Linked DNA regions of Mus musculus: all the other regions are linked to region 3. A link is a loop called in an ENCODE intact Hi-C map of the cell type or tissue named here. Cell type or tissue: gastrocnemius. All regions are shown on one strand. Region 1 has its middle 5.5 kb from the start of Gm24584. Region 2 has its middle 5.6 kb from the start of Gm24584. Region 3 overlaps Dchs2 (dachsous cadherin related 2).

What was found. Peaks named below come from ENCODE experiments on the same cell type or tissue, not always from the same donor. Only the 100,000 strongest peaks of a DNase experiment are listed, where the experiment ranks them.
Region 1: a loop joins it to region 3, with 4 times the contacts of the local background. A loop is called at or near these places in 11 of 42 quality-filtered maps.
Region 2: it touches region 3 in a loop (4-fold over the local background); 11 of 42 quality-filtered maps call a loop at or near these places.

What each region holds. Positions count from the first base shown.
Region 1 is chr3:83,692,781-83,700,780 of GRCm38, forward strand. No RefSeq gene overlaps it. Among named protein-coding and RNA genes, the nearest start is that of Gm24584, 5.5 kb to the right of the region's middle. In gastrocnemius, no CTCF peak of the experiment used is centred here; no DNase peak of the experiment used is centred here.
Region 2 is chr3:83,703,847-83,711,846 of GRCm38, forward strand. No RefSeq gene overlaps it. Among named protein-coding and RNA genes, the nearest start is that of Gm24584, 5.6 kb to the left of the region's middle. In gastrocnemius, a CTCF peak has its summit at 3,172; a DNase peak (open chromatin) is centred at 3,255; H3K27ac peaks cover 2,015 bases.
Region 3 is chr3:83,283,273-83,291,272 of GRCm38, forward strand. It overlaps Dchs2 (dachsous cadherin related 2), which reads left to right. Exons shown (of 20, transcript NM_001357165.2): 10 at 1,932-2,171. Among named protein-coding and RNA genes, the nearest start is that of Gm10710, 160 kb to the left of the region's middle. In gastrocnemius, a CTCF peak has its summit at 3,752; a DNase peak (open chromatin) is centred at 3,806; H3K4me3 peaks cover 485 bases; H3K27ac peaks cover 177 bases.

The sequences.
Region 1 (8,000 bases), 410 kb after region 3:
AAAGGGGGATGATTGTTCTCCAGCATCCCCACACACTCTACTGTGGGCTGGGGAGGTGGCTCCACTAGCAAAATATTTGTCTGGCATGCAAGCATGAAGACCTCAGAAGTGACATGAAGTGGGTTGCGGTGCCATCTGTAATACACTGTTCCCGTTACAAGAGGGGAGCAGAGACAGGAAGGTCTGAAAGAGACAGAAGACTAAAATGCTGTGGGCAGCTAGGCTGGGGTACAAAGGACCTGTTTCAAACTAGGTGGGAGATAAGGACTGATGGCCAAGGTCCTCAGGCCTCTACAGTACACCAAAGTACATGTGCATGCCTGTGTATGGTATGTGTGTGTGTGTGTGCACATGCCCGTGTGCATGTGAACACAGGCTGCAGAGATTGAGATTTAATAAAATTATACTTTATGTTTTCCCCAAGTCTACTAGTTGGCAGAATGCTGTTTTGCTCTCTTGGATATAGAAGCAAGCAAACATAGTTCTGAAAATGTAGGGGGACAGAGTGGAAGCCTAAAGAGCCCTTTACAGAGCAGCTGGAACTCTCCTTAAGGCCCACAGGCCCCACCCACCGACCTCGAAGCAGCTTCCACCTGGAGTAGAAAGAAGAAATGCAGGAGAAGTGAGTTCCCTTGTGCCGGCCTTTCATCTTTCTCTGCTGAGAAGAGCCTCATACAATCAAGCAAAGGCTCTTCCTTCCTTGTCTTTTTTCACAAGAGTTTGTTACATCATTCTTCATCTTTAAACACACTTATTACACAGGCTATTTTTAAGCATTTTATATGAAACTCTCAGGTCTGAATTTATAAGAACCTAAAGTAAATAATAAACACTCTTTTCTCTTCTCTTCTCTTCTCTTCTCTTCTCTTCTCTTCTCTTCTCTTCTCTTCTCTTCTGTTCTTTTCTGTGGCCTTGTTCTATTTAGATGGCCTTTTTGGTTCAATATCCTATGTTGGGGAAAAAAAATTCCCTGGTCAGGGCAAGATCTGCCAAAAAGCACAAGTTCGGGTTCTGTGCAACATTCTTCAATATCAGACACTGTTGTTTGCTAGCTACGCAATGTTTGTGGAGACTGAGCTGAACAGGATCGTGGGGGCACATGGTTACTAATGGAAATGGGAGGCTCTAAATGTCAGGAAGCCCCATCCTTCCACAGGCCAACGGCCGTAACTGGCCATGAGGTAAGGTGGTCCCATCACTAAAGAGAAGATGCACTAGCTCATCCATGGTCTACCCACAGAATGAAAGTAATCCTCAAACCAAGATCATCAGAAACGTTACCAACTAGACAAACATGTGTTGTGTTTTTAACCAACAATGGCATGTACCTTGCTAAAAGTACAATGAAATGTAAAGTTCCAAGTTTGAAATTTCAGGAACGTAAGGTAAGGAAGAGGTACTTTTGTAGAGACAGTACCCACAGCTAATACCCCTAAACTAAAACGTCTGCTCAAGACAAACAAGCACCATAAAAATAACCCACCTTCTACTACTAAACACTTGACCAAAATCATTCTGGTTCCCAACGCTGAAATCCTGAGGTCTGGACAGAGAGATGAAATCTTGTCTTTTCCCAAGTTAGGATTTTCCATGGAGGATGTGGTTTTAGCCATTGTCAGACCCAGCTCTCATTGGAACACACTTTCTTAGTTCCCCCAGACCGCTGTCAACAGTTGCCCATGTTGCCCCTTCCTTCCTGCCCTGCTGTTCCTAGTGGTAATTTACAATAAATCATAAATAATTCACTTCACCACTATCTCTGCTCACAAAAAGTAAGCTTCATTTTCCCTCTGTTTTGGAAAAAAAAAAAAAAGTCCTTCAGAATAACAGAGTCCGAAGATCAAAGGGCCGATCGTGTATACATGCCCAAGGCTTCTCTCCACTGACTCAGAGTCACAGGGAACAGCTGCTCCAAGTTCCCTTTCATAGGCTGCCATGGAATACAGCGTGCCAACTGAGTCACAAGAGAAGGAGAGACAAGAGAGAAAAGTCAGGTGTTCAATGAGTCCTTCCAACGACTGTAATCTCCTCTAAGTCATCTCCTCTTTCTGTTTACAATTGAGAGACTGTGGCATCAAAGAGACTTGGAGACAGAGAGTACAGCTCTATCTAAAGCTAGACATCAATACCAGGTTCCCCCACACACTTTCCTCAGCATCCTGTGAGAACGAATCCTAGCATCAAGTGCACATGTCCTGACAGCAGAGCACCATCCCCACCCGGCATGAATCTCCGTCACCCGCCCCCTCCCCCCCAATCCTTACCAGCCTGGTCCTGGAACAAGTATGCCTGGCAGCCCCAGGTTCTGTGTCCCAGCTGACAGACTCCTCTCCGAGTAAGTCCTTTGCTGTCCGTCCTGTATATTTTTAATGAAAAACTCCCTTGCTAGCTTCCGTGATCACTTTCTGTGCTCCATGCCACTGTCTGAACTATGAAAATGAATAAATCATCTGAATGAGATGATCCTCTACAGGAAAAAGAGATGACAGTCTACGGAAGCAGTTCTCAACATATGGATCTCGACCCCTTGGAGGATGGCACATCAGATATCCTGCATATCAGATATTTACATTACAATCAATCTGTAACAGTAGAAAAATTACAGTTATAAAGAAGCAATAAAATAATTTTATGGTCGTGGGGGGAGTCACCACAACATGAGGAGCTGTATTAAAGAGTCACAACGTTAGAAAGGTTGAGAACCACTGTTCTACAGGGAAATGAAACAAACAACCATCTTAATGTGCAACACAAAACAAGCAAGTAAGAAACAAGGAAAGTCGGTGAGTTATTATTACCGGGTGAATGTTGGCACTTCCAAGGTGGAGATCAAGAAATTAGCTGATCAAGAAATTCCAATTAGAGGAAGAACAAGGATGTTCCAGATTTGGAATAAACAGCATCAGCTCCTAATGAAATACCAGAGAGGGAGTACACGTTCAAATAAGAAGCCAGTGAAAGAAATAGACCTGTGTAGACCAAGAGATTTAGGGACAGGGAAGATATTCAAGAGACTGGGACCAGAAAGTTATCAGACTCTGAGGGGAAGAACAATTTGAAGGTGTTTCCAAGCTCTGTGATGGGCATGTTGAGTCTGAGCAGAAATTTCTTTTAAAAGGCAAAAACTTTAAAAGCTATCTTCATGGAGGGGAGAGGACTTGAAGAAATGACAAGAGTAGACATGAAACTTCACTGGTTCATTGTTGGGTCACAAGTAACTGATCTATTTCCTGATACAGTTTAAGTATGTCTTCCATATTTATTTAAAAATAAGTATAACTGAAAAGGGGGAATAAGCAGAGAACAGTTACTGTGGGAGGCTGGAGTTCAGAAGAGAAAGGCCAGTGAGGGAAGGAAAAATTAGAAGAAGAAATATAAATATAAGAACAACAATCTCAGCTGGGCGTGGTGGCGCATGCCTTTAATCCCAGCACTTGGGAGGCAGAGGCAGGCAAATTTCTGAGTTCAAGGCCAGCCTGGTCTACAGAGTGAGTTCCAGGACAGCCAGGGCTACACAGAGAAACCCTGTCTCGAAAAAAAAACAACAACAACAAAAACAATCTCAAAAAGCCACAAAAAAGGAAGTTGTAAAATGCACCAAAATGATGTACTCACTGATAAGTGGATATTAGCCCAGAAACTTAGGATACCCAAGATATAAGATACAATTTGCTAAACTCATGAAACTCAAGAAGAACGAAGACCAAAGTGTGGACACTTTGCCCCTTCTTAGAAATGGGAACAAAACACCCATGGAAGGAGTTACAGAGACAAAATTTGGAGCTGTGATGAAAGAATGGACCATCTAGTGATTGCCATATGCAGGGATCCATCCCATAATCAGCTTCCAAACGCTGACACCATTGCATACACTAGCAAGATTTTGCTGAAAGGACCCAGATATAGCTGTCTCTTTTGAGACTATGCCAGGGCCTAGCAAACACAGAAGTGGATGCTCACAGTCAGCTATTGGATAGGTCACACGGCCCCCAATGGAGGAGCTAGAGAAAGTACCCAAGGAGCTAAAGGGAACTGCAACCCTATAGGTGGAACAACAATATGAACTAACCAGTACCTCGGAGCTCTTGTCTCTAGCTGCATATGTATCAAAAGATGGCCTAGTCGGCCATCACTGGAAAGAGAGGCCCTTTGGACTTGCAAACTTTATATGCCCCGGTACAGGGGAACGCCAGGGCCAAAAAGGGGGAGTGGGTGGGTAGGGGATTGGGGGGGTGGGTTTGGGGGACTTTTGGGATAGCATTGAAAATGTAAACGAGGAAAATACCTAATAAAAAAAAAAGAGAAAAAAAAGTAAAAAAAAAAATGCACCAAAATGTCCAGTCATTTATTTATTCAGCAAATATGTATCGATACTTCCATATGTAAAAAATTATTCTGGTCTGGGTTTGCTGTCTGGTTTTCCCACATACTCTCTGCCGCTGCCCACATGCAATAGCTAGCAAACACTGGCCAGCTGTACTTGTGAATAAGTGATACGAGTTTAGGGAACAAATGTTTGGTGAGGAGGCCCAGAACAATATCTTAAACTAGTTAATTACTAGTTAATTAATTCCCTGAAGTTTGTTTATTAAATAGAAGGCTGTAAGTTACACTAGTCAGAATTTGGCTTTTTTAAAAGAATTAATTTATGTTGCACAGGGTTTTAACAGAAAAGCAATGTGCCATAAATGGATTAGTATAGGCACTGACCTTGTGCAATTGTAGAAACGTTAAAGAATTTAGCAGAAGACTGTGCCTTCGCTCTCAGTAATGAAGCTGAGATGTAGCTGTAATGAAGCACCATGACCAAAGCAAGCTGGGGAAGAAAGGGGTTTATTTGGCCTACACTTCCAGATTAGAGTCAGACCAGGAACCCAAGCAGGGTTCCTAGATGGCAATCTGGAAGCCTGGAGGCAGGAGTTGATGGAGAGGCTATGGAGGGATGCTGCTCACTGGCTTGCTTCTCCTGGCTTGCTCAGCTTGCTCTCTTGTAGAATCCAGGACCTCCCATCAAGGGATGGCACCATCCACCATGGGCCCTTCCTCATTGATCACTAATTGAAAAAATGCCTTATAGCTGGATCTCATGGAGGCCTTTTCTTAACTGAGGCTCCTTCCTCTCTGAGGACTTCAGCTTGTGTCAAGTTGACACACAAAACCAGCCAGGACACTGTCTGTGTTTCTGGTGAACATCTGAAGTTGTTGGAAGTCTGAACACCCACAGACAAAGATTAGATGGGTGTGCAGCAGGGCACCCATGAGGACTGCTCGCCAGCTGCGTATTGCTCTCACCATTCTGACTTCAGCTGAATACAAAGAAAACAGTGACATCTTTGACTAGGAAGCTGACCTGAGATTCAAAGAATCCAAATGGGGAGACTCAATGGGAGATGGGGAGAAGTGGAGTCTGTCTTGTCAAGGGGACATAACAACAGAGCAGCTCTCAGGCAAGGCAGCAGGAGCTGTGGCTATCACATACTACACCATTCCACCTTCCAAACCCCACACACATTTGCCTTGTCACCAACCCTACCATCATCCTAACCCCCAGCCACGAACAAGGAAATTTTAGGCAGTCTGTAACAACACTCCACAATCCTCCCTGGGTGATGTCCCTTTTAAAATGTCCTATATTTGAAAGAAAAACAGTGACCAAGTCACGCTTCTAACTACCCTCAATTGTTCAAATAGAGGCATGAGGTCAGTCCTCCTCTAAAACATACAAAGCTGCTTTATCTACATTGGGATGGTCTAATTAAGTTACAGTCCCTCTTTTGGTCTCCTATAGCTTACCTATTGTGATCAGTTGCAGGGAACTAGAAGAAGGAAAAAATATTCAGGTAAGGAAGAAATACTAATAATGATATAATTCTTTTTACTGATAATTCTTTTTGCTGCAATGAGTCATGTGGTCATAGCTGAGATTTATATCTTCCTTCTGATACTAATCCCACATTTCCGTGACCTCCAGCATGAACTTCAGCTCACAGGTATTCTTTACAGCCCCTGTTGTTCAGCAGCAAGCCTCAATAAGTCAGACTCACTCACCTTAACCGGCTTAGTGTTTCCTGCCTCTGCCCCATGGCCACTATTCCTTATTCAGTCTGGGGCCTGAGAAACTCACGTATCCCAAGACCCGCTGTGAAGACCAGCTGCACAGAACCATTCCTGGGCCCTGGGACTAAGTCTTCCAGCTTTCAGAATTCCAAGTCACTGGAGTAGGATACAGATTTCAGGATTAGAATGAATGGAGCATTCCCATTTCCATTCCTTTGTCTCTCGGATGCTGGGATCTGAGCTAGGAGACAAAACACTATAGATATTACTTGCTGACTTACAGCAGCATCATGATTCTAAGGACATTGCTTCAGCCATGCCGGGTGTTCTCACCCAGCTGGTCCTCCAACTACATCTCAAAAGACCATTCCACCACTCTCTCTGGCCAGCTGCTTCAGGGTATCAGGGAAACTCTGAGGACCAGTGGACTGTGTGAGCAGGAACCTCCCGCCACTCTTCACTGGCTATGAAATGAGTCTGTTGATCAGAAGAAATACTGAACGGAACAAGGCATTACAAGAGCTCAGAGACGGTGATTTTGGCAGAAACATGGAAGCTGAGTCCAAAGTAAGTGTTGCCACTTCCACAGCTGGCACAGTCCAATGTCATCAATGTGCTGACAGTCACCGGCTGGCTCCCCTGAGAAGTGGTGAAATATTAAAGACTGAGTATTGGTCTTCACTGCTGGCAGGTTAGAAAGTCAGCTCTGCCATATCCCCATTCCCTTTGGTGCACGGAAGCTAATGTCGCCAAGCCTACACATGACTTCTTGCTCTGCTTTTGGGGTCGCCTGGTGCATAAAGCCATTTGATAAGGGCAAATGCTAGTGGGGATGCTGATAGAATTGTATAGGATTGATCCCTTCTCCCTGTGAGTAGTCAGGCCATCCTCACTGATGCCACTCTCAGATTACTACACATGGAATACACTCATGCTCTTCCCATTCAGTGAGGCTGATCTCTGCATCTATGCCTCAGATTCCTTGTCACTGAGAACCAAGGACATTCCTTCTAAATCTCTGAAAGTCTGCCCAAATCATTAGACCTTGCCTATGAGTCAGGCCATCTGTTTCTGCAAGCCCAGTGAGCAGCTGTGTTGTGCACAGCGATCAACATCCTGCTCTTTAGCCATTGCCCCTCCAAGTCACCCATGAGTCGGCCCATGCGATGTCACCATCCATGTTCAGGTGATGCCAGCCTGTGGAACAGAACCTTCTAAACAGAACCTTTCTAGCCAGTTTAAGGAGAAAGAGCCTATTTATGACAAGTTATAAAATGCCTTGCCAAATAAATGGGAAGTCTGAAAAAGACAGACTTAAAAGCTCGGCTTCCAGGAATGACTCCCAAAGCCATAACAGAATCAGGCCACCAAGGAGGCTTTTGGCCTTACCATGACCAAGGTGCTATAAAACCAGGAGGTCTGGAAATTATATTGGAAGCCATAACCAGACTACAAAGAGAGCATGGGCCTCCACGGCTATCCTGTCGTGTCCATCTGGTTTCACAATGTTTTATTCCAAATTAAGGTAACTCTTAATGACATAATTAAATTATATTCAAGTTCATGAATACAGGGGTACTCTGGGAAATGTAGTTCTAGCCTCCTAAAATCTATAGGTCAGAAAGGAAATAAAGAGGAGTTTAGGGTTCAGATCATGCAAGCTTGCTGTGTTCTACAAAGCTGGTGGTTTCAAAGTAGCTTCTCCCTTTAGGTGCAGCATGAAAATGTCTCTAGGCAGAGGGAACTGAACAAGGGAAGATCTGATAAGGGATCAATTGGGAGAGAACTGTCTAAGCAATGCATAAAAGCAAAGATGGAGTTAGGTCCAACACGTAGGCAGAAGGTTAAGTTTTATAGGAAACAGAAAATTTGTACCACCAAATAACAAGAGAGCCATCGAACCACTGAGGAGAAAGAAAGATATCCTCTTGAAGTAAACTCTT
Region 2 (8,000 bases), 420 kb after region 3:
ATGATCACAGTCAGCTATTGGATGGGTCACACGGCCCCCTATGGAGGAGCTAGAGAAACTACCCAAGGAGCTAAAGGGAACTGCAACCCTATAGGTGGAACAACATTATGAACTAACCAGTACCCCAGAGCTCTTGTCTTTAGCTGCATATGTATCAAAAGATGGCCTAGTCGGCCATCACTGCAAAGAGAGGCCCATTGGACTTGCAAACTTTATATGCCCCAGTACAGGGGAACCCCAGGGCCAAAAAGGGGGAGTGGGTGGGTAGGGGATTGGGGGGTGGGTATGGGGGACTTTTGGGATAGCATTGAAAATGTAAACGAGGAAAATACCTAATAAATAAATAAATAAATAAATAAATAAATAAATAAATAGAAAAAAAGAATATGTCGAGTCAGTCTACAATGGTGTATTGGTTTCTGTCATAGTTGAATGCTCCTGTAAGTGGGGAAGGGAGTGCTAGGGCTCTAGAATATGCACATGCTGGCTTTTCCCGTTGCTGAGGAAGCTACATCGTACAAAGCCTTTGTGTGAAAATGTAGTACTCTAGAGAGAGCTGCTCGGATTTACTCAGAGGCTACAGCACTCCCAACTGCATGAAAGGATCCCAGACTCATAGCAGGCACACGGGCAATGGGGACTGAATTAAACACAAATGAACTAACTGTCCAAAGTATCCCATAACCATTTTAAGGTGTCCTTTGCTCTCTGCTCTCGCTCACCTGAAAGCTTTGTGGGCTAGCCCATAATAATCACACGGGTGCTAGTGAAAATGCAGGCTCAGAGTTCCACAATCACTATACTAATAGAATTCTCCAGAGAAACGCCATATGGAAAGTCGCCAGACTAGAAACTGAACAGAGTTGACTCTGCAGGGTGGTTCCAGGAGACTGGAAATTAGGGCGGATATCCACACTTTGCTCACGAGGTCAAGGTTCTTCTCTCCCGCAAGCCTCGGGTCTTGCTCCAGTCGGCCTAATCTGATAGATCTGACTGGATCGGTACAGCCGTCCACATCATGGAAAATCTGCTTACTCAGAGTCTACTAATAGAAATGTTGACCACATCTAAAAATATCTTTCCCAGTGCATAAATTCTGCAGATGATCTCCAATTTGTGACGGTTTGGATCTTTCCTCCTTCAAGAGGACGTGTGTTGGTTAGAGACAGGAGAAGTAAAAGCTTCTGAACATTTCCTAAGCCAGCATCACCTACAGCTTCCTGATGCTGCAAGGCAACACTGGGATAACTGATAACTGATGTGTAAGAAGAAAGGGGCTATTTTGTCTCTCAGCTTTGAAGGTGCAGCACATACTTGCTTGGCCCCATTACTTTGGGCCTGTAGTGAGAGAGCCTAATATGGGAGAAACAAGTGGGAGAGCAAAAGGCTTACCTGAACCAGGATACAAGCAAAAAAAAAGAAGGTATAATCCCACTCCCCCACTTCAAAGTCATTTCTCCAGTGACCTAAGGGTCTCCCATCAGACCCCAACTCCAAAGGGTTCTATCAGTTGCCATCGGTGCTACCCAGGGACCAAGCCTTTAATGCATGCGTCTTGGTGAGACATTTAGGATCTGAATTATAGTACAGTAGAGTACTGTCACACATCCTGGACAGGAGCCAATGCCAGAAGCCACAGTCACATGATCACAAGGAACCGCTTGGTTAATCTCTGTGCGCCAGGTTGCTAGACTATGATAATTAGTAAATCGGGTCTTTTGAATAAATGCTTTCCAGCTCACAAGGGGTTGGCTGGGATAGAACTCCATCACAAAGAGAGGAGCAGCTGTAATGTGATGCGTGCCCACATCACCATGGTCTGACCAAGTCGGTGTGGCTGCTTGATGGCTCAGCAGGTAAAAGTGCTTGCAGCAAGCCTAACTAACCAAGTTCAATCCCTAGAACCCAGGTGAAGGTGGAAGGAGAGAACCAGTTCCACAAAGTTCCCCTCTGACCTGTACCTGTGAGCCGTGCATCTACATACACACCTTACACTACACACATTACACGCACGATAGATAGACGCATACGTGCATACATCAGTGATAGATGGATGGATGGATGGATGGATGGATGGATGGATGGATGGACGGATGGAAAGATAGATAGATAGATAGATAGATAGATAGATAGATAGATAGATAGATGACAGATAGACAGACAGACAGACAGACGAACAGTGAGAGGGCCCAGTGGATAAAGGTGTTCACCTGATGATGTGAGTTTGATCTTCAAATGCACATAGAGATGGAAGAAGAGCTGTTTCATCTAGAAAGCTTATTTAAAATGCAGTAAGTTTAGAAGTGGGACCCAGGAATGTGCCTTTTTAAAAATAAGGCAAGGGTTTCTACCCAAGTATTCTATGTAATTACAGCTATAGTGGTGGGGGAGGGAGGCTTACATGTTTCCTTAGTGGTTTTTTATTTATTTATTTTATGTATGAGTACTCTTCTGCATGTATACCCACACACCAGAAGAGGGCATCAGAACTCATTATAGATGGTTGTGAGCCACCATGCGGTTGCTGGGAATTTAACTCAGGACTTCTGGAAGAGCAGCCAGTTCTCCTGCCCATTTCTGTGACTTTCAAAGCACCTATTATCCATATTCTAGAATTTAAAGGTTGTGGCAAGAAGTACAGCCCAGCATAACAGACAGACCGACACGTCAGAAAAGTGAACAAACTGGTTGCTCTTTTAAAAGAGAGAAATTAATACAGAAATTCTCTAAATAGATACTGAAACCTCAAAGGAGAGCCCAGGAAGCAGTTACAAGAGGAGACAGTCGCCACGCCTCAGGTTGCAGGAATACAGAGAAGTAGCTGGAATTGTTAGAATTAGTTCCTGGAAGCCTGGAATGGAGACACCACAGAGTAAAGATCCAGATCCAAAAAGCAATGTGCTGCCTAGACAGTGTGGCTCTCACCAGTGCTAGGAGGGAGGCAGACGCTGTGGTTTTGTTTAGAGAAAGCATCTGAGCCTGGAACGACAATATAGGCCTGAAAAGTGGGAAAAATATAACAAGATGCTGATTCTGACAGGAAGACATACATCTCCAGCATGAATAATGACTTCCTCTTCTGGGACTGCGTTCTTAGGCACAAGGAGACCGGAAATAGACAGGAAGGAAGTCTTTACCTTATCCATTCCTGCAGGCTCCTTTTACTGCCGCCTCCCGGTAGAACGTAGCAAAGCACCAACAGGAAAGCCAGAAAGGCGTTTCCAGTACTAGCAACCCATGTGTAGCTGTGAGTCCATAGCTCAATAAATAAGATGCTGACGTCACTAGGGGGAACCCATTCCCAGCCCAGCACGGATGAGACATCAGCAGCCAACGGAGAACAGACAACTTGGACCTTCTCTCCTGCCTTGGCAACAGATCTCCTGTTTTCATACATGTACTGCCAGATCTTCAGTCCAGTGATCCACAGCATAAATCAACTTTTTGTAATAAAAAACTATGGTCAACGTAAATAAATGTGTGTATAGCGTTGTCTGAATGGAAGCATGGCAAAGCCTGGAAGCATTCTAAAACACTTGATTTTTCAGAGGGTGTTCTCACACAGGTAGGATCCATTCGACCTAGGAATTTACTCCCCAAGCCTACTAAATCAGAAAGTCCGTGACACAGCCTAGCAGTCAGAGTGCTGGCCGAGAAAACAAACCCCTCCACACGCTGTGTCCAGCTGAGTGTGTCGGGAGCATAATTCATCTGATCTTTAAAGTGAGACTTTCTGACTGCAAGGTTCATACATGTATCTTCTCTGGTTTTCATGTATGTACACCCTTTCTCATCCTGCCACAAACAAATGACTGGTAGTCATAGACAAGCAGAGAGTAAACTATAAAAGTGCTCTCTTTCGTGCCGGGCGTGATGGTGCACGCCCTTAATCCCAGCACTCAGGAGGTAGAGGCAGGTGAATTTCTGAGTTCGAGGCCAGCCTGGTCTACAGAGTGAGTTCCAGGACAGCCAGAGCTACACAGGGAAACTGTGTCAAAAAAAAAAAAAAAAAAAAAAAACCCGCTCTCTTTGCATTGTCACATGTATCCATCTTCCCTGTTTGTATGTGTAATTATGTTTCAGGCCCATCCTATGGTACAAGGATCCATTTTTTAAGTTACTGTTTTTTACTCTATTCTTATTAATAAGCAATGTGACTAAGTCCTTTCTGGTTCCAAGAGCAATGCTACATTTCAGAAAACTTTAAAGTGAGCAAGGGAACTTGCAGCATTTCATGTGGACCTAAGAGAATCAGCTTATAAAATTAAAGTCCTGGCAGGTCGCAGCCCTTAACACGATTTAGGAAGACTAAATGTGTTACGGTGCTTCTTTCTCCAGCTCTTCATCTTATTTTCCATGTTAACATTTTTTTTCCTGTGGTTGTACAAAAGGGGTCAGGATTCAAGGATGGGAAAAAAAAAACCTAGCCCTTGAAAGAAATATTCTAAATCACACATGGTAATTTGGTGTCTAAGAAGATAACAAGATCAGCCAACATATTTTGGTGAATGCTTACATAACTGCTTTCTTGTTTGTTTGTTTGTTTGTTTGTTTGTGTTTGTTTAAGTCCAAAGAATCAATGCAATAATTTCACTATTTCTTGACTATCTGCAGGAGAGTAGGAAGTAAAAAAATGAAAGCTTGCATTTCCTGCAATAGTTATCAAAGTTCTTATTACAATGAAGGATACTTTTGGTCTTGGATTTCGTGTTCATTTATCTATTGCATACTATATTTATTAGCTTGCTAAGAATGGCATATCCTGTATGTTGACCACATTCATCTTCTGCTTTTCCCCCTAACTCCTCCCAGATCCACCTTCACCACCCCACTCCTCTTTCTAATTTCTTTTTAAATCCTTCAACCCATATACTCCTAGGCTTAGGGCTATCCACTAGAGTGTGGTCAACTTCACCTTAAAGGAAACTCGTGCTCCCTGCGCTGGAGGCCTTTAACTGTCAACAGCTCCTTCGTTAGATAGGCGTGGGAGCTCAAGAACTTCTCCCTCTTCCTCCTAGAATGTTGTCTTTAATATTTTCCAACAGTTCAAAATTGGGAAATTTCACATAGAAAATCCAGATTCTGGGTGGCTTGCGTTTATTTGCTGTTTTGTTTGTTTGGCTTTATTTTGTTTTGTTTGACCCAGAAACATTGGATGTGCATTTTCCCACGATGAACATGTCTGGAGCTAAACAGCAGCTGTCCACAGAGAACATGGACTTGGCAGACTTTGGGAGTCCCTGTCTGTCACCCTTACTGACACCACAGCATGTGATGCCTGCCTTACATCCTGACTGAAGGCTTCCCAGGCTGGAAGAAAAGTGACTCCCTGATCCCAAATGGGCCATGAAACAAGATATAGCTCCGCAGGCCAGGCTCACCCAAGCCTGCTTGCCTGGGCAATGCTCACCCTCTGTGAATGACTGGCATGCTCATTTGAACCCTTGGCTCTCAATGCCTGTCCACTTCCCCCCGCCCCCCCCCCCCCGCCTTGACTTATCATCCTTTTCTTTACTGTTGGAACATTGGGCAGAGTTTCAAAGCTTATAAAAATGTGTTTAAATTAAAACCCAAAGACCTCCTTTAACCCCAAGATTTTGCAGCCAGCAGCCAGCCTGTCTCTACCCTTTCATCTGTGCTCACTCTCCGGTCGTGTACCAGCCAGCTGCAGTCCAGCTTCGATGTCCAGTACCCCACTGAAACTGCTTAACTGATGATAAAAGTGTCCCCTGATTGCCAAATCTAATGAACCTTGTTTTTTTAATTTGTCTCAGCCCTATCAGACTTCTGGAACCTTCCCCATCTTTCAAATGTCAGCTGGGGTTCCCTTATCTGCTCTGAACACTCCCAGGGGTCTTGTTAAGTGGTAGTATTTCATGCTGTCTTTGAATGACATCCTGTTCTTGTCCCTGCCACACACAGCATCTCATATCCGATTAATAGCTCCATCTTCACCAGTGACAGAGCACACTACTACATCAGTTGGTCCACCATGGGCATTTTATAAATAATAAGGAAATGGTTGGATGACTGTGTATGTGAACCAAGAACTAGCTTTTAAAGTTAAGGTAACAGAAGCAACCAAAAGGTTTACAAAAGTCTGTTTGTCTGTCTGTTTGGTTCCCAAATATTAACTTTATCCATTATTACATAATGAAAATTATATGGGACTGGGAAAAATATGTCCTTTTCTCACTAGATGTTTATACGAGTTGGGGTTAATAATGTCCTTCAGTGTTTACTGGCATTTTTAAAGAGACCGTCCCCAACTGTTTTACAGCTCCAATTACACAGTGGTGGAAGGACTCAGAAAGACTCCTTATTTCAAATAAAGGAAAGGTCCTTGCCCCAGAGACATGGAGCAAGAGAGATAGCCTGAAGAAATAGTAAGATAAGAATGAAATGTGTGTGTCCCCAAAATCCTTTAGGAAGTCATTTGTGGGTCCACAGAAGCAACAAGACAGAGAGGCGAAGAGCAGGGTGGGTGCATTGCTCTGTGGCACTTTTCAACCCCTCTGGGCCTTTCTGGGTGGTTCCATTGCTGGCGATAAGCATTTTCTGAGTATCCTGATCAAAGCATTCTCCCTGCCTTCAGTGCGGTTTGCTACCATGGTAACGACATTTCAGTTGAAGCCTAAAACAAATATATATATATATATATATATATATATATATAATGTTCACTGATACGGAGTTTGATTTCCATGGTCTGTTAGCTACTAGAAGAAAGTGTTTAAATACTCATTAAGTTTCTATTCTGTAGCTTAGGTAGAAACTGGTGTGGTTTTTTGATAATTTGTTAAAGTCAGCAGGAAGCCTGTCTCCAACTGGTAAGATTGTTCCTTTGCAGCGGTGAGTTCCAGGGTTGACTTCTCAAGCTGTCTTAGCATTGGGTTCTAAGCATGTAACTGACTCCTTGAGTCCCCCAAAGCCACACTCTTCCTTAAAGCGCTCAGGGGAAGAGGATGGGGAGATTAATGAGTGTTCTCCAGAGATTCTGCCAACCTGAGTTCTGGCACCTGCTCCAGTCCTGTTCTTCGCCACTCCAGAGGTCACATCACCTGCGGTTTGCTAGGACATTGCTCAGCATCACCGAGACTCCCTCACAGCCTCGCTTTCTCAGAGCAACACACACTATCTCTGCAGCACACATTCTCATTGGGAGTTTTCTGGATGCAATTACCCTTTCCGACTAATAAAATAAGATGTAATTATAGATGTACTGTGAGCAACGCCACTTTACATTTAGGCTGATATGTTTGTGGCTGTCTGGAATTCCAGATCTGAGTGCTGTTTATTGCTTTAACCCACACATGTTATTTCTGGAGATGGTGTGGCTCACGGAGAGACGTCTGGGGCAGCCCGATCACACTCCTTCAGGGGCCCCTCTGCCTTTTTTGGGCTCAGAGCTCTGAATTGCACTTTTGACCTCCTCCTGAACAGCTTGCAAGGCACAATTGAGCTGAAGCAGGACCCCCCCAGTTGCTGCTCTGAATGTACGGTCTGTGGCCTGACTTTCCATGTCAGTGTAGTGTTCGCTGGTTTGAACGAGGTGCAGAGACTTACATGAAGGGAACTTCATAAACAAACGTTCAGAAAGAGGACACTTAGACTTGCAGGTGACAGGGGCCTCTACAGAACCCATCCGCATTCTCTACAGTGAGCATGTGTATTAACAATCACAAAAGAAGAAGCGGGTAGAAATGAGAAGAATCCAGCAGGAGCTGGGGGGACAAGCGAGAGGTGTGAGGGGTGAATGTGACCAGAATGTGTTGTGTACATGTTTGAAAATGTCATAACGAAAGCCATTAGTATGTATAACTAGTGTACGCAAATAAAAGCAGACAGAGAAACAGAGAAAGGACTTCAGTTGTTGTGAGTGGAGTCAGGAGAAAGGCAGAGCCTTCCTTTTGTTGGCAGAGTTGGGCAGCGACCTATTGTGGGGTCCATGGACTCTGGGAGAATTTTTGTTTGGTTTTGGTTTTGGTTTTTCGAGACAG
Region 3 (8,000 bases):
CACCAAACACACACATGCAAACACACACACACACACAAACACACACACACACACACACACACACACAGAGAGAGAGAGAGAGAGAGAGACAGAGAGAGAGAGAGAGAGACAGAGAGAGAGAGAGAAAGCACAGACATTCTATTGAACAGTTTGTTGATAACTGCTTTGTAGGTAGCTCATATCTCATGGTCCAAGGGTTCAGGAACAACCACTGTGAGTCTTTGAAGTAGTGAATGCTGCTAGAAATACAGCAAAGTGGCCATATGCCAAATCAAGATCATTATGCAAGGGTTCTAGTGTGCAAATGTGCCCTTGGATTGTGTAAGCCAACATCGATCAGTAACTGAAAATTACATACAGGTTTTAATGGCTGAATTATTTTGCTCATCAGTAACATTGTTTTTTACATCAGTTGTAGCATTTTAATTTTTACATCAGCATTTACTAGGGTCACTCACTCTGTACAAATGTCACTCACTGCCAGTTCAGAGGTCTTGCTGTCACTGTGTTGTCAGATGCCACCCACTATGCTTGTTTTAAAATGTGATGTGATAAAAGGGTATACAAAAATCTCAACCCCGTGAATTTGGAAATGAACTTCTCTTTATGTAATTTTTCAGGATGTTTAAGAAACTTATGGATTACGATATAATTGTCTGTAAAATAGTGATTTCAACATGAACTTAAGGCAGGAGGATCTCAGATGTAAACTATTTGGCCAGCTGTGAAGAACATTATTTGGAATGAGAATCAATGTGTCAGATTTGGAAGCTGTGAGCATAGTTGGCTCTACTCTGTTGGGAAATTTTATCAGAACATTTCTCAGATCCTGACATATGGTTCCCTTCTGAGGCTCACATGAACACCACCTAAGTGCCCAGCTGACAAGAGATTCTCCAGACACAGGCTCATGGTCTTTGCAAGCTCTCCTCAGAGCTGATTTAATGCTACTTTAAATGCTTTCCAAGATGCCCAAGGAAGGTCTGTTTCAGCCTCTTAAAAAGGAAGAATAAACTTGAATTGTGTCTTAGTAATGCTGGCCTCATGAATCTTGAGCTATTACAATGGCTATTTCTCTTGAGGTATTTTTCAAAGACAAAATGATAATTGAAGAATGTATCCATATGAGATGGGAGTTTTTTCCTCTTACAAGACTCATGTTTCTAATAAAAATAAATGGCATAGTGAGTTTTCCTACAGCCTCAATGTATATAATGATGAGTAATTATTAAACAACTATTTTCAAGGTCCTTCTCAATATTTAATTATTTGAAGAAAATATTAGGGAGTCAATCATCCTAAAAGAAATACACAACAGTTATTATTTTATGATGGCTGTCTGTGTAAAACACTGTACACACACGGAGTTGTGTGGTTCAACAGTAGGATAGAAAAGTGGCTTTTTGTGAAGTTTATTGTCTGTGTTGCAAAACATTTTATTTGCCCTTTATTGTTAATAAAGCAAGTGGCAAGTAACCAAGAGTCAGTATAAGAGATGCCAACTCCTTAACAGAAATCAAATGTCTGAACAATGGAGTCATATACACATTTTAATAACTTGTTTGCTTCTAAGTGTGTCATGCATCATAGACTATATGTTATTAGTATCATAGATGCTTTTGAAGGTGAGGGAAATGTTCTGTAGACTAACGACTTTGCTGTAGGCCTCTCAGGTATAGGCTAGACTTTTAAATTTGTCATTTGTCTTTACAACTCAATTTGACTTTCTGACTAAGAACATTAACTTTCTGTTGTAGATAATATATGAATATGAAGTTGGCTCAATAAATGTCTTTCTCTTTTTTTATGATTCACTCACTTTCAAAGAGAACTGAGTTTTCAATTGAGTAAAGCGATGTAAGCTGTGGTAGAGTAAGCAAGCAGTCTTAAGATGACATCCATAGCTCACTGTGTCTTCTCTTTCAAAGCAGGCTTGCTGAGGATAGCCTGCCCTTTGGATTATGAAGTGAAAACTCAGCATATCCTGACCCTCGTGGCCCATGATGGTGGCATGCCAGCACGCTCTTCATCCCAGACTCTGACAATCACTGTCCTTGATGTAAATGATGAGACACCAGCATTTAAGCAACTTCTGTATGAAACTTCAGTTAAAGAAAACCAAAGTCCAGGGGTGTTTGTTACAAGGGTTGAAGCTGAAGACACGGATTCAGGTAATCTGAAAAATAGGTAGTAGATGCTATTAAAAAAAAAGCATGTAAGAGTTATATAGTTAATATAAAATAGTACTCATGGGAGAGAGTAGCCTATGAGAGACATAGATAACACAGTAGGAAAATGGCTGCCAGGGAGCCGAGTAACCTGGGTTGGCTTTCTGGAACCCATGATAGAAGATAAATGATTCTGGAGTGTTCTTTTTAGACTTCCACACATGTGCTATACCGCATGTGTACTGTGCATGTACTTACCCATAAACACTAACAGTAAACAAATTAAGAAAAATAATAGCTATGGGGAAACAGAGTTACCACTTACCTCAAATATCAAGTATTTTCAAAGCATACATGAAACGAAAAGCTGTAGCTGGTGCTTGTTTTTGTCTAGCATCTGTTTGTGTTGATCCTTATTATTATCTGGAGTGGCACCTGCCTAATAAACACATAACTTATTGATTTTCACGAGGATGCAGCAAGCAGAGGTACCCACGTGGCCACATTTATCTCAGCACACTGGATGCACTGAGCGTGAGAAGTGTAGTGCTTCTTCATCTCCTCAGTGCTTCTTCATCTCCTCAGTGCTTCTTCATCTCTTCAGTGCTTCTTCATCTCCTCAGTGCTTCTTCACCTCCCCAGTGCTTCTTCATCTCCCCAGTGCTTCTTCATCTCCCCAGTGCTTCTTCATCTCCCCAGTGCTTCTTCATCTCCCCAGTGCTTCTTCATCTCCTCAGTGCTTCTTCATCTCCTCAGTGCTTCTTCATCTCCCCAGTGCTTCTTCATCTCCTCAGTGCTTCTTCATCTCCTCAGTGCAGGACAGGCTCGCTCCAAGGGCTCATGAGCTCACGTCACACAGCCCAAGTTTGAATCTCAGAATTATCTCTCCCTAAAGCTGTGCAACTTGGAAGAAGTTACTAACCAACCTCTCTGTTCTTCTTGTCTGTAAAATGGAGACAATTGTGGTGCTTAATATGTCGTCCTGTTAGAAGTATGAAGGCATGACTGTGTGGAAAGAAAGACTGTATGAATATCTGGCACAGTCAATAGCAATGTCAACTACCATTTTTAGTTTTACAATGAACACAGAATAGAGACACAAAAATCTAAAATGGGCAGTTACGGTGGCAGGGAATTCATGAGTGTCTCCGACTTGCTCTTGAACAGCGCTGAGGCTCTTTGGATGTCTAAGGCACAGTAGATTTAATGACATTCCGTTTTTATTTTAAACTAAATCGTGATAAAATTGACAGCTCGGTGTTTCAGGTTTTGCTATTAACAGCACTTTCTGAGTTTTCCCATCAGAATTATTGCAAACCATCTAATTAACCAGTCTTTAAAACTTACATTTGTAAAATTTGCACTTACGTTTCCACAACCCCGAGAGGGCTCTCAGTGGTGTTTCTCCCATAAATGTTGATCAGAAGAGTAAACGATAGATTTCTTTAGCTTTCAAACTAAGTTCTAAATTGCTCAGCTGCTCTGATCTCTTGGGAAACACCACTGTGCATCGATGAGCCTTTGATGTGAATTTGTCTAACATGTTTAGGGACGCTTTTCAAGGGCTAACGTAATTTTCCCTCTTTGACCAGAGAGGGGCAGTGTGATCAAAGACTTTTCCTCGGACATGGACAGAACAGAGCATGCTCACAGCTGCTCTCGGTCCCTGCTTAGAAGTTAGCGCTTTTCCATCCCTGTTTGCTTTTGGGTGACAGGAACAATGGGGAACACACTCAAGCTGCCCGTTTCACAGTGGTCCTAGTTCAGCAATGTTCTCGTCCATGGTTGCTGCTGTAACCATCAGCAGGAGCCTCCGAAGGATCGCGTAGGCTGAAGACACTGCTGATGAGCAGCTTAGCAGCCTGCAATCTTTTTTTCCCCCTTGGCCACACTTCGTTAATTTTATTGCCTGTACAGGATTCTACTATATACAGGCATTTCTTTTTCTTTTATATTTGAAAAGATGAAAAAAAATTTCTACCCCCCTCTCTGAAAGTATTAACAAGACTGCCATATGCAAATCTGTCTACTTTTTCTTTCTTCCTTCCTTCCTTCCTTCCTTCCTTCCTTCCTTCCTTCCTTCCTTCCTTCCTTCCTTCCTTTCTTTCTTTCTTTCTTTCTCTCTCTCTCGTTCTTTCTTTCTTTCTTTCTTTCTTTCTTTCTTTCTTTCCTTCTTTCTTTCTTTTTCCTTCCTTCCTTCCTTCCTCCCTCCCTCCCTCCCTCCCTCGCCCCCCTCTCTTTTTCTTTTTTCTTTCTTTGCTGTGTAGTTACTTTCTTTTGAGTTGAAACCTTATCATTATAGACATCAAAAATACAACTGAAAATTCAGATGTACAGTTATTACTTTTGCAGCTTTACACTTGTGGATGTTTAAAGTACAACTTAACATCCCCCCCAAACTTCATCTCATCTTACATGTCTTGGAGATGGTTTGGATTACTGAAAGATTTTTGTTTTCTTTTTTTATCAAATTGATAAAAATTTTAAAAATATTTTTGGAGAATTTCATACAAGTACTGTATTTACTGTGTTTTTAATGAAGCCAGATCTGTTAAGCGATTAAGCAGGTGTTTTTGTAAATACATATGAGTGTGTGTGTGTGTGTGTGTGTGTGTGTATTTGAATATATTTCTTCTGGATCTTTTTTCTTTTTGTGTTTTTCCCCTTTCCTTTTCTTTTTCTTCTTTTTGCACTTAGTGGGTTAAAAGAATGGAACAGGATTATGCATGAGAATTAAATGACGTACTTGGGATTTTAACATAACTGGCATCGGGTTGGAATTTATGAATGGTTTACTTTATAGTATGTATTAAAGAAATACTATAGTGTTACTTAATACCAGAGAGCTGAGCATATGTGTTCTGGCATTCTAGAATGCAGATTTTTGAAACGTAACCACTCAGTGCTGTTTGGCATTCGAAGTCCAAAGGGATTTGAATGTTTATATTGTGTGACTCACTCTAAATCTAGCAGGATTTTTTTCTTGTATTAAAAGGAGAAAAAAAAAACAACTACTAGATTTTAACTGAGGTATTAAAATTTTCCCAGTATTTGGTTCCATAACAAGAGCTCCATTGTTAGTGCATAGAGCTGACTGTGGCTGCCTCTGGCTCCCCGGAGGAAGAGGCACCTCGCAGGGCAGATGGCTTTGGGGTTATGGCACTTGCTCAGTAGTGGTGAAATGTGACACCTTAGCAAAACAGTGCATTGGTCAGTAAGATGGGAGTTTCTATTCTGTGCAAATGTCCTCTGTACCCAGTGCCATCCTGAAGAAACTACATATGGTCTCCAGACAGGACTTTCTCTTTGTGCAAGGTACTGCAGTACCCTGACAGGAATTTCTCTGTGTGTGAGGTACAGCTGTGCCCTTCAAACCCAGTCTTGGAGTCAGGGGAAAGCACAGTACTTCCCTGACTCTAATTCGGACACCACTTCTCATGATATGCATCTAACATCAGATATGTAAAATGTAGGAGAAAAGTTTTAGAACAAAAGGCAGACATTAAGTAGGAATTCCTCGCCTCTCCGACTCTGGAGTACTCCGTGTTCTCCTCATAAGAGCCATTGTGTACACTTTTCAAGAGAAGTCGTACACACGCCCATTAAATCAAGAGGCTAAATTATCTTTATTATCATTGTTATCACTATCTGGGCATGAAACCAGGGGTTGGCACATCTTAGGCAAGTGGTCTATCATGAGCTTCATCCCCATCCCTAGATACTAAAATATTCAAATATATGGCAGTTTTAAATATCTTCTCTCAATAGCAGACAATAGGGCTGACTATTAAGTTTTTATTGTCAACTTCTTGATCATGGTATCGCTCCTGCTGGGCAAGCATAATGTCACTTTCTTTATGAAGATGTATTTCCTCTGGCCATCTACTGCTGCAGATATCCACCGATTGCTCACAGGAACTCTGCTGTAGTTGCTCATCAGTCTGCTTTCTGAATCTTTACCAACAGCCCTTGCTGGTTTTAGGTTCAGTCCAGCCCAGCGGTGCATTAGAAAGCTATAGGATCCTGGCGCCACCCAGTCTTATTTGTTCTCTTCCTGATTCCAGAAACTTTCAATTTAGGCCATTGGGAATGTAAGATCTTGAACTTCTCAATCTGAGGCCGTTGCTAGAGGAAACAACGTAACATGCTTTGTATAGGGTTAGTCTACTTCTGCTAACATCTTACTAATGTCCTGTTGACCTTTTGTTGGTGTTTGGTTGACCCACACTATGTCGATTTTTCTCTATATGGATTCCAACTATAAATGCACTTAGAGAAAGGGGGAAATGTGTAAGGACCAGTCATTATCTCACACTGAGATTGTCTTTGTTAAAACTTTGGTCTAAACTCGGACTTTGTTGTATTTGTTGACTATCTCCCTTCTACACTATAGACCCGGATTTAGTATATTTTGCTTTCTTTTAGCCCAGATTCTTGTGGTAGCCAGACATACAATGTAAGCACTCAATGGAGAAAGCAAGGCTCACGAGTCATAAATGGCTTCAGGTTGTTTGAAATATATGAATTTACTTATTTATTTACCTCCTCCCCAACAATAAGTGAAGCACGTCCTCTTTTGGCTTTAGAAATGTCTGAGGGTGTGGGCATTGGAAAATAGAATAATATGTATTATTCCTAGTAGACAGAAAGTGTTAATAAGTCTTCACAATCCAATGTTATATTCTGCTGCGAGTCATAGGTCTTTCTCTTGTAGTTTAAATTGGTTTTATATATATTTCCAAGGTGTGTGTCAATATGGATTCTTATCTCCCTATAACCTACATTTCCATCTTGGTGCCCACCACACTGCAGGCTCTGGCTGTGGGTGTCAGTGGACTTTTTCATTCCTTTGTCTCTGTTGTGTATCTGCCGTTCAATGCAGGTCAAGTCTTCAAGAACATTGATCTTGAGGGCTATCATAGTAGATTGGCAATCTTCTGTGAATCAAGCTGCCAAGTTTAAAACTTCAACTTGTCATTTGCTTTCTGTAAATTATACTGACATTTGGTTCCCTAACCACTTTGAGACTTTTAATGATCACTTCTTCACAGTCCAACCCAAGTGGTTGGTTATCTGTTTTATCACACAAGTGATGATTTACTGGTATTCTCTCTCTCCTGTGACAAGACACTGGCACTCTATTCCAGGACAAAGAGGCCAGATCCCACACTATGCAGGACCTTCTCCTTGTGACAAATGTTCTTGCCAGTTATGTTCTGCCAACAATATTAGATGCTGCAATAATTTTGCTGGACAGCTGCATGAGCAAGGACACAAGTATGAAGGTTGGGGTGAGGGGAGAGAGAGAGAGAGAGAGAGAGCTGAGGCTGGAAGCATCTACCACTTAGATTCAAAATGAGAAGTTTTGAAACTCAGAGGACTGACAATAAGAGGAGGGACAGTGTAGAATCTGGAATTAAAGGGACAGAATTCTGCAGAATCTGCAATGTTAAATGGACAGAATAGCATTGCTATACAATATGTAATTAGAAAAAAGTCCAATCTGCCCCTCTTTAAAAATACTTATTATTTATTTATTTTATTTTGTTATGGATATTTTGCCTGTTGTATATATATTTGTGATCTGTGCACAATGCCCATGAAGGCCAGAAGAGGGCATTTGGTTGAACTGAAGATATAGATGGTTGTGAGTGGCTATGAACTGAACCAGGTCTATAGCAAGAACAGCATATGCTCTTATCTGCTGAGCCATATTCCTAGCCCTTACCGCTTTGGACTTTCAGCCTCCTTCCAGTGTCCCTTTGTGACAAGTCTTTGAAGATAAGAAGTCACTGGGCAAAAAAAAAAAAAAAAAAAAAAAAAAAAAAAAGT